Linked DNA regions of Mus musculus: regions 1 and 3 are each linked to region 2. The links are chromatin loops, found by intact Hi-C in ENCODE. Cell type or tissue: heart. All regions are shown on one strand.

Region 1 (8,000 bases), 160 kb after region 2:
CCTCATCTTTACTAACAGGGGCTCAGCAGTTACAGCACACCACTTTCTACTTCATCATAACAGATTGCCACAACCATACACATTATTATGTTTCAGTTTCCATCGATTTGCTGTAGAGTGTTTACTGTGTTCCTTTTGGGTCTCTCTTCACATTTACAAAATCATTGGCAGAATTCAATTCCTCAGGATTACAGGTCTAGTGTCCTCGTTTTCTAATTGGCTGTCCACTGGGGGACCACATGACCAGAAGCCCTTGCCATGTAACCCTCACAGGTTATGTGTCACATTGTGGCAGCTTACTGCCTCAAGGTCACCAGGAACGTCTCCATCTAGCCTGCTGAGGAAGAGCCAGATAGAGCAAATGTGCACCTGGCCTTTGTCATAGTTTCTTGGCTATAGAAGCCAATCATAGGCATTCATCACAGTCAAGGGCCTAGGTATGATTCTCTGGGGGTCATCTAAGAATTCTTTCTATCATGCAAAGTAAACTTTGTACCAACCAACTTCTGAGCCCTGAGAAGGGACGATGTAAGAGGGGCCTAATGTGAACAGCTATTGAGAAGGGACGATAGAGGGCGCTAGTGTGCACAGCTGCTGAGAAGGGGCAATAGAGGGCGCTAGTGTGCACAGCTGCTGAGAAGGGGCAATAGAGGGCGCTAGTGTGCACAGCTGCTGAGAAGGGACAATAGAGGGCGCTAGTGTGCACAGCTGCTGAGAAGGGGCAATAGAGGGCGCTAGTGTGCACAGCTGCTGAGAAGGGACAATAGAGGGCGCTAGTGTGCACAGCTGCTGGCAAAAGTCGATTTTCTTTCACGGAAGAGGAGAGCTTTGAGAGCGAGACAGGTGTGGGCCATAGTGGAGATTGGGGTTGGGATGTTTCAAGTAAAAGATATAAAAATCTCCAGGGCCAAGATTTGGCGGCCTCATACTTCCTCATACTGTTGCAAACACTGTGGGCCCTCACTTTTCAGATTGGCTGCTACTCCAGGCCTCCCGCAGAGTCCTCACAGAAGGAGAACCCCTGGCCTTGAGGTGTCACGGATGGAAGAATAAACTGGTGTACAATGTGGTTTTCTATAGAAATGGAAAATCCTTTCAGTTTTCTTCAGATTCGGAGGTCGCCATTCTGAAAACCAACCTGAGTCACAGCGGCATCTACCACTGCTCAGGCACGGGAAGACACCGCTACACATCTGCAGGAGTGTCCATCACGGTGAAAGGTATCCAGTCTAGATAGCAAGAGTTACAGTTGTAAGGACCGGAAGAGCCACTACAAAAGCATCCACGGTCCTCACTTAAACTTACAAAGGAGGAAGCTGAGTCCTACGACGAGGCAAGCAGCCTCCCCAAAGACCACTCAATGACCATTGGCTGGGTTTAGTGTCGCAACCCATTGCTCTTTGCAGATCTACAATGGCCCAACAGTGTCACAGTCAGGGGATAGTGACTGTCCCTTCATCAACTTATTTTAGCCCTAAAGCCAGGGACTCAAATTAGTCAAGAGTTTGTTGTTTTTTGTTGTTGTTGTTTGTTTTTTTCTTTAATCCAGTTAAATCTCATGAAATTTCCATAGAAATAAAAACCAGAAAGGCATTAGGAACCAGTTATATTTTGTGTTTATATGTCAGGGACATGTGTCGTCTCTGGGCCCACTTCTCTTTAAGCATCTGTAAAGCAGTTTTCTCTGCTCAAGTTATTCAAGGTCTTTGTTCTCTCCACAGCTTACCTTTCTCATCCTCTTGTTCACTGGCGAGGTGTTCCCGTCCTAAAAATAGTTTATTTCTGTGGGGAGGAAACTCTTGTCCCAGATTCTCTTTTGAGTAGCACAAGTAATGAATGACCTACCTAGCTGGCAAGTGCATCTTAGTGCTGACTTGGGGTGGCTACTAACCTGAGGCTCTATGGCTTCGTAATAAATAGAGCCATGCAGCGAAGCTCGCTTTTGCAATGAGAAGCCCCTCTGCTGGAGGCCACAGTCACGGCTTTTAGAAATCATGCCTCTCTGCTGGCAATGGGGGAGACCCATTCTCTTGAGGAGAAAGGGGAGGGAGTCTCATGAAAAGAACAGTGACAGAGTGAATACCCTGTCCCTTGTCAACTTTCTCTTTAGAGCTGTTTACCACGCCAGTGCTGAGAGCATCCGTGTCATCTCCCTTCCCGGAGGGGAGTCTGGTCACCCTGAACTGTGAGACGAATTTGCTCCTGCAGAGACCCGGCTTACAGCTTCACTTCTCCTTCTACGTGGGCAGCAAGATCCTGGAGTACAGGAACACATCCTCAGAGTACCATATAGCAAGGGCGGAAAGAGAAGATGCTGGATTCTACTGGTGTGAGGTAGCCACGGAGGACAGCAGTGTCCTTAAGCGCAGCCCTGAGTTGGAGCTCCAAGTGCTTGGTGAGTACAAGGGAAGTGTTCTCCCAACCCCCAGGCTCACTCAGGGGTTTGTAGTCCAGCCTGGAAGAGGAACACTCTACGCCTCCTTCAGAACTGCAGTCACCCTCCAGCCTTCCCTGAATTTCTTCTCTCTTCTCCTTCCTCCCTGTCTCTCACGTTTTCCTTTCTTTATTCCTTTCCTTTATCTTATTTTCCCTCCTGATGGTTTCCTTCATTTTGTCCTGCATCCCTCTCTTTAATCTCCTTTGCTACCCCCACTCACTACAGAAGACACTAGGATTGTCTTAGGATCTCTATTGCTGTGATGAAACACCATGACCACAAGCAAGTTGGGGAGGAAAGGTTTTATTTGGCTTACACTTTTACAGCACAGTTCATCATAGAAGGAAGTCAGGACAGGAACTCAAATAGGACAGGAACTTGCAGGCAGGAGCTGACAGAGGTCATGGAGGAGTGCTGCTTACTGGCTTGCTCATCGTGACTTGTTCAGCCTGCTTTCTTACAGAACCCAGGACCGCCAGCCCACCTTACCCACAATGAGCTGGGCCTTTCCCTATCAGTCACTAATTAAGAAACTAGCTGGGAGCTGGACAGATGGCTCAGTGGTTAAGAGCGTTGACTGCTCTTCCAGAGGTTCTAATTTCAATTCCCAGGAAACACATGGTGGTTCACAACCATCTGTAATGGGACCTGATGCCCTCTTCTGGTGTGTCTGAAGACAGCTACAGTGTACTCGTCATATATATAAAATAAGTACAATAATAAAATAAACAAATCTTTAAAAGAAAAGAAACTAGCTGGGTTTTATGGAAGCATTTTCTCAATTGAGGGTCTCTCTTTTAAGATGACTCTGGCTCGTGTCAAGTTGACATGAAACAAGTCAGGACAAGGATGCACCTTTTGATTTGATGAACTTACATATGGCTTTACATTGTCCTTATACAACATAGTCTGCTGCCTATATCTGACTGGAGTGAAGGGTTCATAAGCCCAGAACCAAGACTCTGGCAGGGAAAAGTCCTCAAACCTGCTTCAAGCATTAAAGACACAGAACTAACCATGGTCTCTAAGTTCAGGAGTGACATTCCCAAGGCGCTTGCTCCACCTAGAGGGCTTATTGGCTCCTTTTCTTCCAAATGTAACTTGGCTGGGTCTCTCCGATGTCTAAAGGATTTTTTCTCTGTTTCAGGTCCCCAGTCATCAGCTCCTGTCTGGTTTCACATCCTGTTTTATCTGTCAGTGGGAATAATGTTTTCGTTGAACACGGTTCTCTATGTGAAAATACACAGGCTGCAGAGAGAGAAGAAATACAACTTAGAAGTCCCTTTGGTTTCTGAGCAGGGAAAGAAAGCAAATTCCTTTCAGCAAGTTAGAAGCGATGGCGTGTATGAAGAAGTAACAGCCACTGCGAGCCAGACCACACCAAAAGAAGCGCCCGATGGACCTCGAAGCTCAGTGGGTGACTGTGGACCCGAGCAGCCTGAACCCCTTCCTCCCAGTGACAGTACTGGGGCACAAACTTCCCAAAGTTGACCCTGAAACTGTGGGACCATGGCATGCAACTCTTAAATAAAGCAAATATACAGACTGGATCCGGCTGAGACAAGCTGGGTAATCAGACATTTGAAAGGAGACCTATACCAAAGGGATCTTGCAACACATGGAGTCAGGTCACAGCGGGGGTTGTCGAATGTTTGACCTTATGGAGCAGGGAAACAGGAAGTGAATCCCACAGGACTCCCCCCCCCCGCCCATCCCCCTCCAGGCCGCCCCGGACAGGACCCAGCTCTGGAAGACTCCAGTCTGAGACTTGCGGAACCAGAGCAGGGGTGAGATTCCTGCCCAGAAGGGACAGCTGTGCCATCCCCTCACAGGGTGGATGGGTTCAGGGAAAGGCCTCCCCAGGGACGGCCTGCGTGTCAGGGGAGCAGACGCTGATACAGACAGCTCCATAGCCTGGGCTAAAGCTGGCTAAGACCCGGTGGTCATCCTGAGAGCATCGGAATTTGTGCTCTCCTTCCTACCGTCTCTCTTCATGCACCCTCCCCAGATTTGCTGCCCACGACCCTCAAAGGACATAGTGGCGGCAGCTAAAGAGTGAAGTGTCAGCAGTAATCCATCCATCTAACCTCCCTCAGGTCCAGATACCCCCACCCCCAAACTCCCACACTCTAGGGGCCTTTTCAGGCAGCCTGCATGTGGTGTCTTAGCAGAGCTATGGTACAAAGGCTTTTAGCTCTATCATTATCTGACAAGCAGACAGCACCCTCAGGTGCTCTCATTGGGTGGTGAGAGCTTTCTCCAGCCTGTACCACCTGTAAGCTGGAGTGTGGGGCGGGAACACTGGCCCAAAGCGTCCCTATTGGAAGGCACGGCTTACATGGGTGTCACAAATGCCCTTAGACCACGCAGGAAGACCGAATTCTAGAAACAAGGAGTAGATCATGTCTCCACTTACTGTCACTCCTAAGGATCCCCTGAAGGTCTTGGAGCTTCACATCCCTGGAACTCTAGGGTCTGCCGTGCTAGAGGTCCCAGTCTGCAGAGTGGGTGTGGCATAGCCTGAGCCTCCCTGGATGTGAACATTAGCAAGGTATATTGGGACCTTTATAACCAGGGACCAATAGGCATGAGAGGGACCGGGATAATGGACCACAGTCACAGGAGGAGATACACTCTGTTGTACAATGCATGCAGAAACTGTCAAAAACAGTGTGGGAGCTGGAGAGATGATCAGGGGTTAAGAACACTTCCTGCTCTTCCAGAGGACCTGAGTTCACTTTTTGTAACTGCTTGTAAGTCCAGATGTCGTCTTCTGATCTCTTTCAAGCACCCACATGTGCAGGGCATGCAGACACAGACATATGAACAAGAACAATTAAAAAATAAATTATAACTGCAGTAGCTGAGAGTTTACATCTTATTGACAAATGGAGGCAGGGAGGGGGTAGGGGGAGAGACAAACATGGGCCTGGCCTGGGCTTTTGAAACCTCAAAGCCTGGTCCCCAGCGACACACCTCCTCCAACAAGACCACATCTCCTAATCCTTCCTAAACAATCCATCAACTGGAAACCAAACATTCAAACATATGAGCCTATGCGGGCTGTTTCCATTTGCACTGCTCTTCCAGAGGACCTGAATTCCCAGCACCCACGCTGGCAGCTCTTAACAATAACCACCTGTAGCTCCGATGAGCACACATTCGACACACGGACACATAGATAAGCATAAATCTTTTTTTTTTTTTTAAATAGCCTTACAAAACCACAGCTCTTGTCTCAAAAGGGATGAGAGGTAGTTTATCGTGGAACCAGTCTGGGTGAGCAGGGCCTGGGAATACAATCTTAGGACTCTCCAAATTCCATGATTCGATGCGGTGCCAGTTGGGTGAAGGGGCGGCAGATCACAGTGAAGTGAAGAGCTCTCTGCTATAGGTCTCATGCTGTGTGATGACGGGCATAGCCTTTGGATTTGTGGGAGCTAGGACTCTGTGCCTTTTGTATAAGTCAGGGTTCTCAAAGGTTACAGAATGTATGGATTGTCTCTATATTGAGGGAATTTCTTGTAATGACTTACAGTCTATAGTCCAAGTAACCTAACAATGGGCAGCTGTGAATGGGAAGTCTGAGAATCTAGTAGTTGCTTGGTCCCACCAGGCTAGCTGTTTCAGCTGGTCTTCTGTAGAAGTAGGTTCCAACAGGTGCTGGCAAGTAAGTGCAAGCTGGTGAAGAGTGAGTCTTCCTTCTTCCAATCTCCCTATGTGGGCCTCCAGCAGAAGGTGTGGCCCAGATTAAAGGTGTGTACCACCGCTTTTGGATCTGGGACTTGCTTTGTCCTTGGCTGACCTTGAACTCAGAGATCTGCTTGCTTCAGTCTTCTGGAATTAAAGGCATGTACTACTTTGCCTGGGTCTAAGATTTTCATGGCCTCAAGATCTCCATGTCAAGATCTAGGTCAGAAACTTGTGTCTTTCAGCCTCAAGATCTAGATCACAGGTGAGCCCTCCAATTCTGGATTGTAGTCCATTGCAGATGTAGTCAATTTGACAACCAGGAATAGCCACTGCACCCTTCTAAAGGATTTATGTATTTGTCACAGAGATGTTATGTCTAAGGTTTTACAGCTGTGAACAGACACTATGACCGAGGCAACTCTTATAAGAACAACATTTAATTGGGACTGGCTTATGAGTTCAGAGGTTTGGTCCATTATCATCAAGGCAGAAGCCTGGCAGCATCTGGGCAGGCATGGTCCAGGAGGAGTGGAGCGTTCTACTTCATCTGAGGGACGCTATAAGACTGACTTCCAAGCAGCTGGGATGAGGGAGTTGGATGGCACACCCACTCCAACAAGGCCACACTTCCAAATAATGCCACTCCCTGTTCCAGGCATATTCAAACCACCACAGTTAGATCACAGGCAATGGATGGCTAACAGGCCAAGAGCCCAAGATGATTTTGGCTCCCATCTAATGTTCTAGTTCTCCACAGCCAGCTAGTTTTGTAGACAGCTATCATGGGAGTGGCTTTTTTCCTAGGGACTTCAGTTAACAAAAGATCTTTCCCAAAGTAGTCTGAAGTTTGATCCCCCTGCGGTCCTGTCTTTCGTCTTTGCTGTGGTACACCGGTGTTCATTCCCATAAGTGGCTTTGCATCTCAAACACTCATAGCCCATTTTCAGAAAGTATGAGACAATTAAATGACTATTTATAAAGCCTTTGGAGTCTTACAAGATCCCTTTGCTCAAATAAAACTTTTAGGGACTGTTTATACATTTAGTGTAAGTGTGTGCACATATGTGTGTGTGTGTGCACAGGTGTGTTCATCTTTGTGTGTCAAAGACCAGAAGTTGCTTTCCAGTGTCATTTCCAATCACTCTCCACCTGATCTTTCTAGACCGCGGCTCCCACTCAACCTAGAGCTGGCCAGCAGCGCCTCCTCCAGGATAACCCCTGTCCTTGTACCACCGGGGTTACAGACATGGGTTACAGACAAGCCTTGCCATGCCAGTCTTTTAGGTGGAAGCATGAACTCAGTATAGCAAGCACTTTACCCATTGACCCTTCTCCCTGGACTGACAATTCCTTTCTTCAGTGAGTCTGTAAGGTGGATGTGTGTGTGGGTGTGAGTGTGGGCGTGCGCACACCCTTTGCTGCAGGTTCTCACAGGGTCTCTGTTGTTTGCCCCCACACACGTGAGGTATTCTGGAGACTCACTCTCTCCACTAATGCCTTAGTGTAGGAAGTGGGAAATATAGACGCTCACCTCTATGTCTGCCTCTCCATGGGTTCTAGGGATTCAAACTCCAGCCTTCATGCTTGTGTGGCAAGTGCTTTTATCCAATGAGCCATTTATTTTATTTTTTAAAATAATTTATTATTTTTATGTACGTTGGGATTTTGCCTGCATGTCTGTCTGTCTGTGTCTGTGTGAGAGTGTCAGATCCCCGAGGGCTGAGGTTACAGACAGTTGTAAGCTGCCATGAAGATCCAAAACCCAACAAAAAACCCACCCACCCACCCACCCACCCAGCCAACCAAAAACATTCACATCTGATGCTATTTTGTACCAGAAAGCAAGCTCGATATTTCTGAATGATCAAAT
Region 2 (8,000 bases):
CTGCCCTCCACTGGGACCCCACACCACAGAGCTGACCTACAGTTAGTGGCGGTGACACGGTAACATATTCTTAATTACAAATAGAAACCTTACTTTGCAAGGACTTAACACAGGGAAAACAGTAACTTCTCACTTACAAATAAAAACCTTTACTTGCAAAACAACTTAAAACAAGCAAGACCTTATTCTTAACTGTCTTGATTGCAAACAGAAACCTTAACCTGCAAGGTATGTTATTCCTGTTTCCATCTCACATATCAGTCCTACCTTTCTGTCTCCTGAGTGCTGGGATGAAATGCATGTGCACCCTACCAGGTAGGGCAGGGTGTGGTAGTTTGATGTATCTGAACACTTGGTCCCACTGTGTGGGGAAGTCATGGGACCATTGGTATAAGGAACTTTGTTGGAGGATGTGTACAACTGGAGGTGGACTTTAAGAGGCTATAGCCTCAGCTCACTTTTAACTCTCCCCCTCCCTCTCCCTCTCCCTTTCCCTCCATCTCCACCTCCCCCTCCCCCTCCCCCTCCCTCCTCCTCCCCCCCCCTCCTCTGCTGCTTGTGTTTGGCTAGAGGTGTGACTTGTCAGCCTCTGGCTGTGGCCACCTTTTGCCATGCCTGCCTCACTGTTACAAACTCTCACTGTAGAACCAACCGTAAGCCAGAATGATCCTTTCTTTTGTAATTTGTGCTTGGACATGGTGTTTTATCACAGCAACAGAAGAAGAGTAAGTCTCACACACATGGGACAGTAGCCATCAAAAGTGTTGGGAAAGAAGCAGAGCCAGTATTGAAACGGCAATGGGATGGAAACAGGCGGCTATTGGTCAGGATTCTAGGGAGCCATGGCATCTATGGGAGAGCGTAGGTGGAAGAGTGGGGTAGACAAAGAATTGAGAAGGACAGGGAGAGATTCAGGCATAGAGCAGGGGCAACTGGTACTTGGCAATCTGCCCCCCTTTAGTTCTTGATATTGTGGTACATGAAACAGGTTCCCAGTTGGAAGGAGGATGTTTAGGGACCCAATTGGTGACCATCAACCTGGACTCTGCAGAGGGTTAGGTGAGAGCAAGGCTCAGATACTGAGAGATAGCATCTGGCTCCAAGAGTAGCGAACAGGAGAGAGAGAGAGAGACAGAGTCAGAGAGAGAGAGACAGAGACAGAGACAGAGGCAGAGAGAGAGAGAGAGAGAGGACTTAAAGGGGAAGGAGGAAGAGACCTGACAAGACAGAGGGGGATAGAGAGTCATAAGAAGAGTGAAGGAGACCTGGGGTGGGAATAGAAACCCAGAGAGTGGAATGGTGAACCAGAAAGGGAGCTGAAGATCTGGGGATGGGGACTCTCAAGACTACCTGCCTGCAGCCCCCTGACCTGCTGAGAACTGGTTTCCGAGGCCCCTCCCACTCACTGGCCTTCTCTGCTACATCAGGTTTTCTGGGTGGGTGCTTCCTTCCAGCCTTCTGTGAGCCTCGTTAGAGTGCACAGTACTAGTGTCCTGCCTGTTTCTGGGCACATCTTTGCTAAGTGGCCTCACATTTCTGCTTGAGCTGAAGGCCTCAGAGTGTGAGATATATACAGAAACCTACTCCTTAGGGAAAGAGTTTTTTGGTCACAGGTAACAGCACCCAGCAGTCAGTGAGAGGTGGTAATGCCTTTGAGGACATTTTTATAGGTGAAGCAGCAGGATGCCCACATACATTCATGCATGTCTAGAAACATATCAAACAGTGAATGAGGATTGATTCAGACCTGCAGTCTGGCCTGTGGGGTTTCCTGGTTTTAATGTGGGGCTTCAGTTATAGCAGATGTCACCAATGGGGGGTGGGGGGAGGGAGGGCAGGGGCTCTGTTCTGTATTGAACCCATATTTATAAAAACAAAACAAAACACAGAGATATCTGACTGTTCAGGTCTATGATCCGAACTGCTACGGAGGCTGGGGCAGGTGGTTCAAGGCCTGCCTAGGCAACGTAGTGAATTACTGTGTGTACAAATGAAAAGTGACAAGTGCGGGTAGGATAGTCCAGTGGTAGAGGGCACACAGTTCCGTTCCTAGTACAGAGTATCGGAACATTCTTCTCTTCCAAATAAAACAAGCCAAACATAACAAAACCCCAACCCCTTTATAAACACAAGCCTTGTGAACTCCAGGACGCCTGGGATGGCAGATAGGGGAAAGGAGACACAGAAATAACTCAACCTTTGGTTCAGGGTCTGTTTATGAATGTGGAATGAAACCTGGACTATGAACCTAGCCATCCTGGCTTCTAAGAACATGCAGAGAACCATGGTGATTATCCTGCTCATAACATTCACATGAATGTTAAGGATTTTCACAGAAATGTAATGGCTTCTGACTGGATAGCACACCACCAGCTGTGCTGAACTTTCCTAAAACTCACCCAGCTGTCTGCAAGAACTGGGCAGGCACCAGCTCCACGCAGTGACAGCACAGGAAGGGCAAGGATTAGTGTCCTTGTGACAGGGAACAAAGCATATTTAAAAAAAAAAAAAAAAAGGCTTACAAAGAAGATCGCGTTCAGAACCCCACTGTAGATCTAAGAGAACCCTGGCACACTGTGTTAAGAGATACAAGCAGCTTGAACTGGGAGGTGACAAGAAGAGAAAGGGCCAAGTGACCAGGTTCTAAGTTGATTTTTCACAAAAACAATAAAATTGTAAGGTTAGATTTTAAAGAACAAAAGTTAACAGCATTTGTTTGGAGAGGAAACAAAAGAGGAATTGTCTCCTAGTGACTCTTTCCCTGTTCTTTCAATTGCCAGGGACTCATTTCAAACCATGCTGAGAAGGTTTGTGCTGGCAGCTAAGCCCAGGCTTGGTGGTGTGAGACTTCAAAACAGGAGCCGAGGAAAGGAGAAATTCAACCCAGAATTTGAGTTACTCGCCTGTAAGTGTGCTCTATGGTTTTAAGAAACAACACTGAAACAAAAACTCCAGACTTCTAATCTTAGGGGTTTTCTCATTCATTTATAACTGATCAAGACGTCATTTCAAAGAATTAAAGACTTGACAAATAGGCCACTCCTCAGATGACAGTCAGCGAAGACTATGGGTTTACCAGTTCAGTACCTAGCATTAGAAAAGCAAAAACAACAATCGCTGCACTTTTCTGAATTTAATCCTTAATCGTGGCTAAGGAATTTTTTTGAAAACGTACACTACATAGTTACCACTTTTCTCTCCCTTAACAGCTCTTCAGTGTCCCAGGTTATGCAAAGAAACCAGTATACAAAACTATAGTAAATTAAAATAAACATGCATGCACTGTATCTGATATAAACAGCCACGAAGCTACAACGCACACACAAACGTTTCCAAAGGAAAAGAAATACAACTTTTGAACTCTATGAACAGGCTCAGGTGTGAGAGTTTGGGGAAATCGCAGGGGTCAGCACACCCCAAGCACAGTGTATCCCGACCATGGAGTCTCTCTCCCCTGCTGGGTAACTCTGCTTGCCATAGCAGCAGCGAGGACACAGCCCCACAAGGAAGATGGGTCTGGAGGTCTTAGTGTGCCAGGTGAAGAGACAGGAGATGGGAAGGAGAAAGCTAATAGGGAACAGAACCACATGGCCTGTAGAAGCTGCAGGTAGCAAGACGTCTCATAGCTGGAGAATAAGTATAATGCCCATTCTAGACATATAGCTTATAAATATAATAACTGGTTTGTGTGTGTGTTTTTATACGGGTTTATTGGGGTAAGAAATCCACGAAACAGTTGGCACCCCTACGTCGGGCTTAGAACCTAACTAACTTGAAATAAAAGACCCCCGCCTCCCACCCCCGTCCCCCCAATATAAACAGCTAGGGCTGCGGTCTAAAGCTGCGGCACTGTGTAAATTAAACGCTGCCTCCCCAAGCCCTAAGCAAACCCTAGCAACCAGAGGCGGCACCCCAGCCAGAGCTGGGATTTAGGCAGCGCTAGCATCACAACAGTTGGGGTTCCCTGAAACTAAAGAAGGACTAAGGACCCTGGGGCGCGACTGCCTGCGAAATAGCCTTCTCAAAAGCACAGCAGGCATCTCCGCCCAAGCAGCCTTCCCCGTTTGCTTCCCCGTGTCTTCCAGGTCTAAACAGAAAACCGGACAACCAGACCGACTGCCCCAACCACCTGAAATCCGCGTCCTTGACCCAAACAAAGACAGGACCTCACAGAAGCGAACTGCAGTGTCCCAAAGCGAACAGCAGAGGGAGACAGAGGTACAAGAAGCTCTGGATCAGGTAATAAGAATTATAAATTGATATTTTGAACAGTTTGACAGGGATGGATTTAAAGGAAATCGACACACTGTCAATTATCATTATGACATGGTTACTATCATGGTTTATCATGTCTTCTCAAAAAGACAGGGCCCTAAATAAACAATTACGAGCTTAGAAAAGGAATTAGAGGAACTAAAGGTACAGGATTTATAGGTCAAGATAGGCGACAGAGAGAGAAAATTGAAGGTTGCAGAGAGGAACTGGAAAAGATGCTAGAACAAAAGATGCAGAAATTTACAAATCAGACTGAACCACAAAGAGATAGCGATAAAATTTGGAAACAGAGTCTAGAGGATAATTTACTAACACTAGTAAATAAAAATATGGTAGATGCTGCAATATCAGAATTACAACACGAAGAGAAGTTAGAATCACGGAAGCAGGGCCTAGAACAGAAGGTACAGGAGTTTACAGAGCAGCATGAGCAACAGAGAGAGAATTTTAAGGCCTGACAATGGCAACATGGCTTAGAGGGAATGCTAGAATTAAAGTCACTGACATTGACAGGTCATAGTAAGTGACAGAGAGAACAAAATGAAGGTGGGAGACGGACTGGAAAAGACGCTAGAAGAAAGGATGCAGCAGCTCACAGGTCAGACTGAGAGGCAGAGAGAAAATAATGAGGATTGGAAGCAAGGCTTGGAGAACCTTTTAAAATCAATCAATCAAAATAAAGTAGACAGCAGAATACCAGAATTATAATGAAGAAAAAATGAGAATGTGGAAGCAGAACTTTGGACAGAAAGAACAGGAACTTATGGAATAGGAGGAACTTAAAATATCAGGGAAAATACTCAGGTAGAGACAGAAGATAACATTGGAGAAAACCAACCAAAGGTTGATAGAAACCAGACTTTAGTTCATCCGGTTAGCACACAGCAAAGAACAGCACACGATGGTCCTTCACAGAACTGTCGGGAACTCGAATGGCAACGTGTGGGTCTGTTAGACCGGAGGACATTTAAGGAAAGTGTCACTAATTTTGGAATACATCTGCCATTTGTAAAACAAAACAAATCCTGACTTCTTGGGCTATTAAAAATAGAGTAATCCCCCAAGACTGGAAGGATATGGCAAAGGCAATACTAAAACCTGCGTCACATTTACAATGGTTCTCATGGTGGAGAGAAGAGGCAAAGGAGATAGCAAGACAAAATCGAGCCGGGGTAGAGAGATTTCCACAGAGCAGCTGCTTGGTGAAGGTTGCTTTGCTGAGATAGACGTGCAGGCTGAAGACCTTGGCTACAGACAAGAAGAGAAAGATTGACAAGATCAACAAGATAAGTGAGGTGTATGCCTCTGTACACAGAGACACTCTGGGGACTAGTGAGACTTAAACGTCTACATACAGCCAATAATACTTATTGAATACAACATTCTCTTGACTTATTACTACATACCATCCTTTCAGATTGAAAGAATGGAAATTTATGTTGTAGTTTGATTATGTGATCAAACTAACATGTAAAGAAAGACAGTTGACTTTCTTTATTGGTCTTCCTTAACTGATCTGTGCACCCTGCACGTTCCATATGAATGTCTTTACAGAGCCATGTGCTGCTTGTAAGGTTTGTATAATGCAGAATGAAAGAGGAGAGAGACAGCCCTGAGAAGATTTACTCTCTGGGGTGCTAAGAATCTGGGACCTTCCATTCCAGCTCCTTGCTTGATTCTACCTCAATTACATCGAAGCTGTTTCCTCTAAAGACTTGCTTCCAGGACATTTCCAGAACAGGTAGCTCACCCAGCCAGCCCTTCAGACTGTTTCAGTCAGGACTTCAGCTAAGGCAAATGATGTCCTCCTTTGACAAAATCAATTTTCCTATTTCCCTTTGGGTCCCCAGAAGGGAATCTTCACCCCAATTCAGCTAGAAGCAAGCAAAAGAAGATCATTATCCCAGGCTCTTAGGTTGGAGTAGATGATCTGGCTATTTTATGAATAACAGGTATGTTGTCATTTTAAGGGGTAACTGACAAATATTGTAACTTCGGACAGGGAGGAAACTTGAGGCCTTAGACTCAGGGATTTCTACCTTTCCTTTCTTCTTTTTTCTTCTTAGGTAAAGGGAGGGGGTGGAAAGAAAAAGGGAGAATATAGTAATATTAGAAAAATTAGAGAAATAGATAGAGATAAGATATTAAATTTGCTCTTAAACAAAGCATTGTATAGCCATAATCTTACATTGGTAGAAATCCTTATATTGATGCAAAATTGAAGTTTTAGTTTCTTACATTGGTATAGAATTTATATATATATTGATAGAGACTTAAGGTTTTCATTGGTATAAATCTTTGTATATTGATATAAAATTTGAAATTAATATTGTTACTCTTAGATAGGCATTGTGCCTCTGCAACTCACTTAAGAATACAAGGCTGTGACCCAGTCTTTCTATAGCTGCTATTACAAACTCTTTAGGATTATTCAGTAAGAGAAGTTAAGGGTCAGATAGTAAACTCATGGTTACAAGGACCAGATAGTAAACTCATGGTTATATTAGATTCTGATTTAATTATAATAAAGTTTCTTCAATATTATTCAAATAGAAACAGCTAAGAGTAGTTAAGGTTTAACAGTTCAGATATACTTTACATAGTCTTCAAAAACATCAAAATCCACAGAATATGACACTTAATGTTATTTCATTACTAAGGATCATTTGACTGTGAGACATTGTCAGCTCCTGACAGTACCCCCTTCGTGGATCAGAAAGTTATTGAGCATTATAACCTCCACATGGAGTTGTTCTAGCAGTGGCAAGGTAGCCACTGGGCAAGAATAATTCATCCTCAGATAAAAAGTACTGTTTAGGAAAGGACACATGTGCAGGGTAATTGACAGCTTAGTTCTGACAATCAAACTTAAGTTGTTTAGCATTGAGGAAGATGGTGTAGATTTGAAAGAATGGTTTTCAGATGGTATAGAAGTTAAAATCAGAACATACGTCAGGTATAGAACTGTAGAGTCTTTAAGTTAGGACAGATGGTAGAGTGCTTTATCTAATCGACAAAATTGATGGACTGGGTGTTTAGTGTACCTTATACTTTATAATTTGCATAATTGTTATGGTTGTGTCCCACTTATATCTGAGGGGGAAAAGGAGCCTTTTTATTGAACAAAAAGGGGGAATGTTGTGGATTGCCCTGGTGCTGTTTGTATTCTGATGTTAATTCTGCGCCCTCAAGAGGGGCTGCCCATGTCAAGGGCTAGAGCATGCGCTCAAGTGATCTCGTGCAAACCTTCTCCCCATTCTAACTGGTCAGATAAGGGCTAGAGCCTGTGATTGGGCAGTGGGAAGGAATGGTGGGACTGGAGGTCTCAGACAGTGTGGCAGGTGAAGAGAGAGAAGGAGAAAGGACAGAGAAAGAGGACGTGGAAGCCAATATGGAGCAGAACCACATGACCTGGAGAGGCTGCGGGTAGCAAGGGGTCTCATAGCTGGGGAATAAATTAGTACAGTGATAGATCTGCCCAATCTAGATATATAGCTTACAAATCTCACAACTGGGTTGTGTGTTTTTTATACAGGCTATTGAGGTAAGAAATTATCACAACATTGTGGTTACACGGGAATTTTGAGGCTAGATTTTGCTATCGTGTGCGATCTGGTAAGTTTAGCACTGGATGCAGGGACTCTTTCCTGTAAGCAAGGGAGTCTTCTGGCCCACAAACCTTTTTTTCTGCTCTAGAGTGGAAGGTAGAAAGATTCTGCAGACCA
Region 3 (8,000 bases), 110 kb after region 2:
GAGAGACCCCACCTGTCATCCTCCGTAGCCAGAGACTTCCTGGTAGCTTTAAATGGTGAAATGTTGACTTTTCTCTCCCATCTTTCACAGTCTATCTTCCCACACCCATCTAGACCATCAGTCGCATCTAGATCTTTTGGGGAGTACAAGAAAGACAAGACAAAGGGGGCAGATGTCCATTCTGGTACAGAAGCAGGAAGGGCAATGGGCGCCCAAAGACCACAGAGTCAGGTGCGCCTACTTGCCTCGGCCACCCTGCAGATTCCATAGAGACTTGGCAAGAGGCCCTGCAGGCTGGAATGGCGGCAGTCTGCAGTTCTGCCTCAGACAGGAGCCGCTCAAATGGTACCCCATCCAACCTCTGCCTGGTTCTAGACAACAGACCCACAAGATCAAAGGAAACAGGTAACAATAGGACAATTCAGCGACCTCCAGGGTAAATCTAGAGTCTGGTGTTAAACAGATCTCCAGTGCCTCTTCCAGCCTTTGCTCAAAATTAAAGAGTTCACGAAAGGGGGCATTGTGTAGACAAAAGTTGATAGACAATTGAAAGAAAAGGATTGGAGGAAAACAGAGGTGTCTTCTTGGATTTTTCACAGGACCGCAAGAAAAATGAGTGGCCAGGACTGGAAGAGTGCAGGTGCATCGTGCATAAGGCTTGGAGATCAGTCAGGCTCTCGGAGTCAAACCTTGCTGCACCTATCCAGGTTGTCTAAGATCCTTCATCCTTCAGACTCCTTTAAGGGTTTCTGAGGTCTCCAAGGTCTCCCCTCCTCCTCACCCAGGTCTCTCCCTGCATTGTTAGTGTCTCTTCTGTGTTGTGACCTTAGAGGTCAGTTGTGAGATGTGTCCCTGACAAAGTAACAACCTCTGCCACTTGTGGACACTCTAGACATAGTAATGTTCTTTGTTAAGGGCGTGTGTCTGGTTGGTGTGCCTGTGAGATCGATTCTGAGCTTTGGTGCACTTAGCCATTATCCTGGATATCATTATTTGGGTTTATTATTTAGTCTTAGTTTTCAGGTAATGAATAACACATACCAATTTCAAATGCTCTTTTTTGTTTTTTCGAGACAGGGTTTCTCTGTATATCCCTGGCTGTCCTGGAACTCACTTTGAGGACCAGGCTGGCCTCGGACTCAGAAATCCACCTGCCTCTGCCTCCCGAGTGCTGGGATTAAAGGCGTGCGCCACCACACCCGGAGACAAATGCTCTTAAGTGAGATGTTTACATAGTGTTGAGTATCTTTGCTTGAAAAGGATCGCCTTATTTACCTATAAATGACTACACATGTCTGCCACATAAAACATTCCACATGTATTTATATGTATTTGTTGAAAAAACGAAAACTAATTTAATGGATTTTACTCGCTAAGCCCTTTCCTAGAGATAGAAATAAATGCCAATCTTAAAGCTGGATGTGGTGGTGTTCTTCTGAATCAGGATATCAGGAGATCAATCCATCCTTGGGCTACAAGGCCAGTGGGGGGATATGGGAGGGGTCAGGGATACAGTTCTGGACCTAAATCTTGATTCTGCACTAACAAACTACACAGTAGCTGGCAATTTACTTAAGCTGTTTATATTCTGTTATCATTAGTAAAATGTCAGCTACAGAATTAAATTACTCGAAGTTGTGATATGAAAATTTGCTTTAAGTTTGATGGAAATATAGCACTCAATAAATGTGTGTGTCCACCTCCATTCCCACCAGTCTCTGAGAGATCATCTTCCTCTTTGCCGCACATAATACTTACTAAAAATGGAAGAAGTTGCCAAGAGTACATGTGATATACAGCTCACCCTGTTAACTTAGAGAAAACACAGAGCGAGTTGTGGGATCAGAGGAAACTCTGAATGAGTGAAGTCCTGACGTTCGGCCTTCCCTCCTCAGGGAATCGAGTGCACATGTTATAGTGGGTGCAGAAAATGCCCATCATAGCGTTCTTCCCCCTCACCTCCAGATAGTCACAGCCTAAAGTTAGCAAACCCTCTGTGAGTTTGAGGACAGAAGGTCTACAGAGTTTCGGGATAGCCAAGGCTACACAGAGAAACCCTGTTTCCAAAAAACAAAAAACAAGTGTGCGACCGCCATCTTGCCTGTTATAAGAAAAACATGGGAGAAACTCCTTCCTCAGACTGAGTCGCAGACTCCGTCATTCCCCTTTTCTAGTCCCTCCTCTAAGATCTGATATAGCCTGGTCGGCAGGTGAGGCATTTTGTTAACAAAAGCTTGCTTGAAAAGAAGGATGCATGCAGGTAAGGTGGCTCGGCGGTTAAGAACACTGACGGCAAGCTCCTGAGTTCAAATCTCAGCAAGTTCTTAATGAGATCTGACTCAGCTACAGTATACTTATGTATATCAAGAGCTGAGAGGAGGAAGTATCTAGGATTGCGTGTTTCTTTTAAGTTGAAATAAGTATAAACAAAATTACTCAAGTTGCAAGCCAAGCCCCAGAGTTCTCAAAACACAAGGGACATAGTATATGTATGCAAAAGGAGAATTAAGTACCTTACTTTTAGACTACCAAATACCAGGGGAGCGCGCGAACGCAGCTCCCCCACTACCACAAATTATGCAGTCGAGTTTCCCGCATTTGGGGAAATCGCAGGGGTCAGCACACCCCAAAGTGCAATGGGTGAGCCTCGCCCTGGGAAAACCACCTTCGTGATCATGGTATCTCCCCTGCCAGGTAAGTATGCTCTCCTAGCGCCCGGCCCCGGCTCACACCCGCCGCCCCTGCACTCTTAACACACGGTCACTTAGCCCCGCCCTATCTCGGGTCTCCCTCGTCGCACATGCCGTCTCGGCGCTCCGCTGATATCTGGCGACCCGCGTTCTCTCCTACGCCGCGCGAGAAATCTCTCGCGTTTCCCCGGCCGCTGCGGACGCCGCAGCCCCTGCGCGACCCTCATCTGCATACACCCCGCCCCGTCAGCCACCCAGGAGTGACATCACGCCCCTTCCTTTCGCCGCCCGATCCCGGGGCCTGTTGGACTTTCTCACTTGCGCAGTGCTGGAGCGGTGAAGGACCAGGGACAAGTCACCTTGCACCGTCTCTTACCCCTAACTGGCCGCTCGTGGCCCACCCCCAGGTGCCAACATCCTTGTGGCCGACTCTTTTGGGTATGGACGAACGGACGCCCGTCTTCTCCAAGTCGGAGCACAGGAGTCGGGCAGCACAGGAGCCAGCCCTACCGCAGGGGTCTCCCTGCGCCGCTCCAACCTGCCTGCCTGCCGCGGGTCTCCGCCGCTGTACTTTAAAAGGCTCTTGATGTATTTACCTGTTATTTTCTGGGTTTTCTTCTACAGAAACATCACGATACTGACACTGGGTAGGGACATTGGTATGTGGGGTTACCCAAGTCTGGGTTCCTGGACCTGGGCACCCAATAAGCCCTCTCTGGAGCGCCTCCCTCTCCCCCTCCCCCTCCCCCTCCCCCAGGGTCTCTCAACATCCCCCCCCCCCCCGCCCCCCATGCTGGAGTTCATTATATAGACCAGTCTGGCCTTGAACTCTGGCCTTGATTCTCCTGCCTCTGCTTCTCCAGTGGTGCAATTAAAGGTGTGCGCCTCCACACCAGGCTTTTGTTTATTTGTTTGTTTTGTTTTTGAAGTCAAGGTTTCTCTAGGTAGCCCTGGCTGTCCTGGAACTGCCTCTGTAGACCAGGCTGCTCTCTCTAACTCAAAAGATTCTCTTCCCTCTGCCCGCCTAGTTCTGGGATTAAAGGCATGGGAGACCACGTCCGTGCCCAAGGAGCTTTTGATTAACTAGTTGATCCAATTAAGTCCTTTCGTTTGCACAGTTAACTACTAAACAAATGCTGGTGGGATGGCAAAGCGGTTATAGAACATCTGCTCAGAGAACCAGCAAAGACATGCTCCTGACAAATGGATCTGATGCCCTCTTCTGGCATGCATGGGTACCTGCCGACAGAGCACTCTTGCTTTTTTTATTTTATTTTATTTTATTTTATTTTATTTTATTTTATTTTATTTTATTTTATAAACCATCTAAATAGAATTAGCATTCAGTTAACCAGTAAAGGGCAACTTCACTTAGACAATTTTACTATTGCTTGATGAGATAACCTGTGGAGTGTCTTAATACTTGAGCTGTTTTGTTATTTAGGGGAAAAGAGCGAGAGATCTATTACGTTCTTTCAGAATAAGCTGGGGCCAAACAGGTGGCACAGTTGTTAAGAGTGCTTGCTGCTCTTGCAGAGGACCAGAGTTTAGTTCAGTGCCCAGCACTTACACCCACAGCTCCAGAGGACCCAGCACCAGTCCTCCGTGGGAACTTGCAGGCATGTGCACCTAACAGACACTCACAAATAAATAGTAAAAATAAATATGAAAAAGAATTATGAACCAGAGCAGAAATTCTAGTACACTAAAAACTGGTGAAATGAAGAGTTATGGATAGAGCTGAGTGTGGTGGTGCAGGTCTTCCCAGCACTCGGGAGGCAGAGGCATACAGATCTTTGAGTTTGAGGTCAGCCTGGCCCACTACTGCAATCAGCACAGCTTTGGGATCAAAGAAATGACAGACAGGCATACAGAAGAGCTGGGATCAGATGGGCAGGGTGCTGGTGGAGACATGCCAGAAGCCTGGAAACTTAGCCCGTTTATTGTACACGGTTGAAGGGGGACTGGCCCACATTAGGTTCTGAAGAGAAGCTAAGCATCGAGGTGCACACTCTAATCTCAGCCTTCTGAAGTGAAGGCAGTAAGTCTATGAGTTTGAGGTTGCTTGGATTCCAGAGTGAGATGGTGGGTAGGGTATGCCTTAGGGTTTCCATTGCCATGATGAGACATCCTGACCACAGAGACTCTGATAAAAGAAAGCACTTAATTAAGGCTGGCTCACAATTTCAGAGGTTTAGTCCATTATCATCATGGCAGGAAGCATGCTGGTGTGCAGGCAGACATGGTGCTGGAGAAGGAGCTGAGAGCTCTACGTCTTGATCCACAGGCAGCAGAAGGAGACTGTGTGTCACACTGGGCAGAGCTTGACCAAAGATCTCAAAGCCTACCTCCACAGTGACACACTTCCTCCAACAAGGCCACACCTACTCCAATGAGACCTCTCCCTATGGGCCAAGCATTCAAACACGTGAAACTATGGGGGCCATACCCATTCAAACCACCACAGGCTACTTGTTAAGTACAAAGCTCTGGGTTTTATTCTCAGCATAGCAAGAAAGAGAAACTACTTTCTATTTTAGACATTAGACTGCTGCCTAGGTGGCTGTGTCCATGGTCCAGGCGGCTACTGATTCTGTGATCATCAGAAAGTGGTTTGATTACTCATGGTAGTTCAAACCTTAAGTGTCTCTCAAAGGCTCCATGTTAAAAAGTCTTAGTCTCAGGCAGGCATGGTGATATGAGTTCCAGGACAGACAGAGGTACATAGAGAAGCCCTACCTCCAAAATCAGTCTTGGTCTTAGTCTCTAGCTTTGGTTTATGGGAGAGGTAAATGGAGATGAGGCCACTGGAGATCCACCCCTTGATGGGAACACTGGATCTCAACCTCATTCTTTTTCTCTCTTTTTTGCTTCCACATCATGGAATAAAGTCTTGTTCTGACACACCTCCCCTCTAAGCAGTGCCTCTGCCCCGCTATGAAAAACCTGGAAGCAATAGGTCTGCCAGGTCATGAAAAAACTTTTAAAAGTAAGCTATCTTCACTCAGAAACTAATTTATATTCCTCCAACAAAACCCCTTAAAATTAATAAGTACTTTGAGAGAACTAATTGTACTAGTAACTAAACCTTTGCTCAAATTGTAATTAATTAACAAATTAACGAATTGTAATTAAATAACAAATGCTTGTTAATTCTTTGCTCCTTCCATAGCTGCCAGAAGCTCTCATTTTATTCTCTGGGGAATGCCTGAGGCAGACCTTATATTCACTCACTGCCATATAGTGACAGAGTCTCTCTTCCCTCCTTCCTGCAGCCCACTTTAAACTATTGTAAAGTTATTCAAACACTTGGGAACTTCACTGTACTAGTGTAGTAGCTATTGGAAGCCAGGGGCACTCTCCCCTCTAAGATCACCTTCAGGTAGAGGGCTGTATTGAAGCTAGTCTTCTTAAGGGAGAAGAGTGTGACTGGAGAGTGTTCGTGTTATATATATATATATGAATGACACCTAATGGGCCCCTAGAATTTTTATCAGATAAAATGTGAATCACTTTTCTTTCTACACAACAGAGTCAAATACCAGGAAATACCAAAATCAAAACTTAACAAATACCTCAGAACAAATCAACTGCCAATCCAAACAGACCCATAGATTGCCTTTAGCTGTCATGTGTCACCTAACAGAGAAAGGAACACTGCTAGCCACTGCTCAGCAGAAAGAGCATCCCTAGATGTTCATTTCATAAAATCAAACCAGAAATCCGTATGTACACCACTGATGGGAGAAAAAGAATCTGCAGTATACAGGTAGAGATAAAAAGTCATTGTCTAATAACTGCTCTTAGAGTTGAAAACCCAAAGGCTTGGGGAGAGGGGTGGTGCACACCTTTGATCCCAGCACTCAGGAGGCAGAGACAGGAGAATCTCTTCGTTTAAGACCAGTCTGGTCTATAGAGTGAGTTTTAGGACAGTCAGGGTTACAAAGAGAAACCTTGACTCCAAAAAAAAAAGTAATGAAAATGAACTCAAATAATCAACAGATAAAGGAATAAATTTGGTGTGGCTGTTTCTGCACAGGGTGTCAAAAGGTGTGGGAGTCTATTGACTATCATCTGTCTCAGATAGAGAATTCATATAGAAACAGCACTCCCTCCAATTGAGGGATAACATAAAGACAATATCATAGCCAGCTAGACTGTCTAGGTCATCGTATAAACATTTTTGGTCCAGCATGATGCTAGATGTTTTGGCAAAGGTATATTCAATTAAATTACTTCCTTAGGTTTGTTTGTTTTTTGTTTTGTTTTTGTTTGTTTGTTTGTTTTTTCGAGACAGGGTTTCTCTGTATAGCCCTGGCTGTCCTGGAACTCACTTTGTAGACCAGGCTGGCCTCGAACTCAGAGATCCACATTCCTCTGCCTCCCAAGTGCTGGGATTAAAGGCGTGCGCCACCACGCCCGGCTCTTGTTTGTTTTTAAGACAGGGGTCCTCTACATAGTCCTGGCCATCCTGAACTTACTATGTAGACTAGGCAAGAGTGTATTTGAAATGAGATCAGCTTTTACATTGGTAAATGCTAAGTGAAGCAGAATGTGAATGGGTTTTATCCAATCAGCTGAAGGACTTAATAAAAACAGGTGGACCTTCCCAAAGAGGGAGTCAATTGTATTTATTATATAAGATAATTATAACACTACGTTACTTGTTCTAGAAGACCTACCTAAACCAAAATTCTTACAGGACTCATTTGCTGGGATTCATACCTTTAACTTTTGATTTGCCACAATGATGTGAACCAATATCTTAAATTACATATTGATTGATCAACATGTAGCTAGGTGGAAGTCTGCTCCATCCTTCTGGAAAATACTGAAGAACAGGGTACATTCTACTAATTCTCTCCTGTTGCCCACAGCAGACAGAGAGGAGGCACAAACATCAGGGGTCAGCGAGCGAGGTTTTTCTCCTTGGGGGAAGATGCTGGGCACAGAGCTCTTTAAGAAGTCATTCTGACCGGCCCCTCTAGCCCTGGTTGACCAGGTCACCAGAGAAATAATCACAAATGTACAAAATGTCTTGGAGATGTCATCTGATGACCAGACAGGGAGAGGTCCTTCTCACTTCACAGAAAAACAACCACGCCATTCCTGGATGTATTTCTATAGTTTGTAGTTTACCACACTATCAGGAGTGTGAAGATTTTTTTTTTATTTAATAAAATAAATCGGTTTCACATTTATGGAAAGTTATGTTATAAGGTTGATTGCTTAGAAGCACATATACTATAGTCTCTGATGCATAGCATTTGTAAGCCTAGGGCTCAGACTCTCAGAAATACTTCTACAACT

What was found. Hi-C counts contacts between places; a loop is a spot of excess contacts. Peaks named below come from ENCODE experiments on the same cell type or tissue, not always from the same donor. Only the 100,000 strongest peaks of a DNase experiment are listed, where the experiment ranks them.
Region 1: a loop joins it to region 2, with 8 times the contacts of the local background. A loop is called at or near these places in 23 of 42 quality-filtered maps.
Region 3: a loop joins it to region 2, with 2.3 times the contacts of the local background. A loop is called at or near these places in 14 of 42 quality-filtered maps.

Annotation. Positions count from the first base shown.
Region 1 is chr3:96,280,204-96,288,203 of GRCm38, reverse strand. It overlaps Fcgr1 (Fc receptor, IgG, high affinity I), which reads left to right. Exons shown (of 6, transcript NM_010186.5): 4 at 972-1,220; 5 at 2,111-2,395; 6 at 3,585-5,295. The coding sequence ends at 3,928. Among named protein-coding and RNA genes, the nearest start is that of Fcgr1, 9.8 kb to the left of the region's middle. In heart, CTCF peaks have their summits at 592 (motif pointing right) and 3,510; no DNase peak of the experiment used is centred here; H3K4me3 peaks cover 1,226 bases; H3K27ac peaks cover 458 bases; H3K27me3 peaks cover 4,227 bases.
Region 2 is chr3:96,436,948-96,444,947 of GRCm38, reverse strand. It overlaps BC107364 (cDNA sequence BC107364), which reads left to right. Exons shown (of 4, transcript NM_001256181.1): 2 at 2,781-2,905; 3 at 4,086-4,239. The coding sequence starts at 2,797. Among named protein-coding and RNA genes, the nearest start is that of n-THgtg2, 5.0 kb to the right of the region's middle. In heart, a CTCF peak has its summit at 4,199 (motif pointing right); a DNase peak (open chromatin) is centred at 4,157; H3K4me3 peaks cover 875 bases; H3K27ac peaks cover 490 bases; H3K27me3 peaks cover 5,868 bases.
Region 3 is chr3:96,323,127-96,331,126 of GRCm38, reverse strand. It overlaps Gm24830 (a small nuclear RNA gene), which reads right to left and starts at 2,702; the gene lies at 2,537-2,702. In heart, a CTCF peak has its summit at 3,918 (motif pointing left); a DNase peak (open chromatin) is centred at 2,896; H3K4me3 peaks cover 1,897 bases; H3K27ac peaks cover 579 bases; H3K27me3 peaks cover 4,438 bases.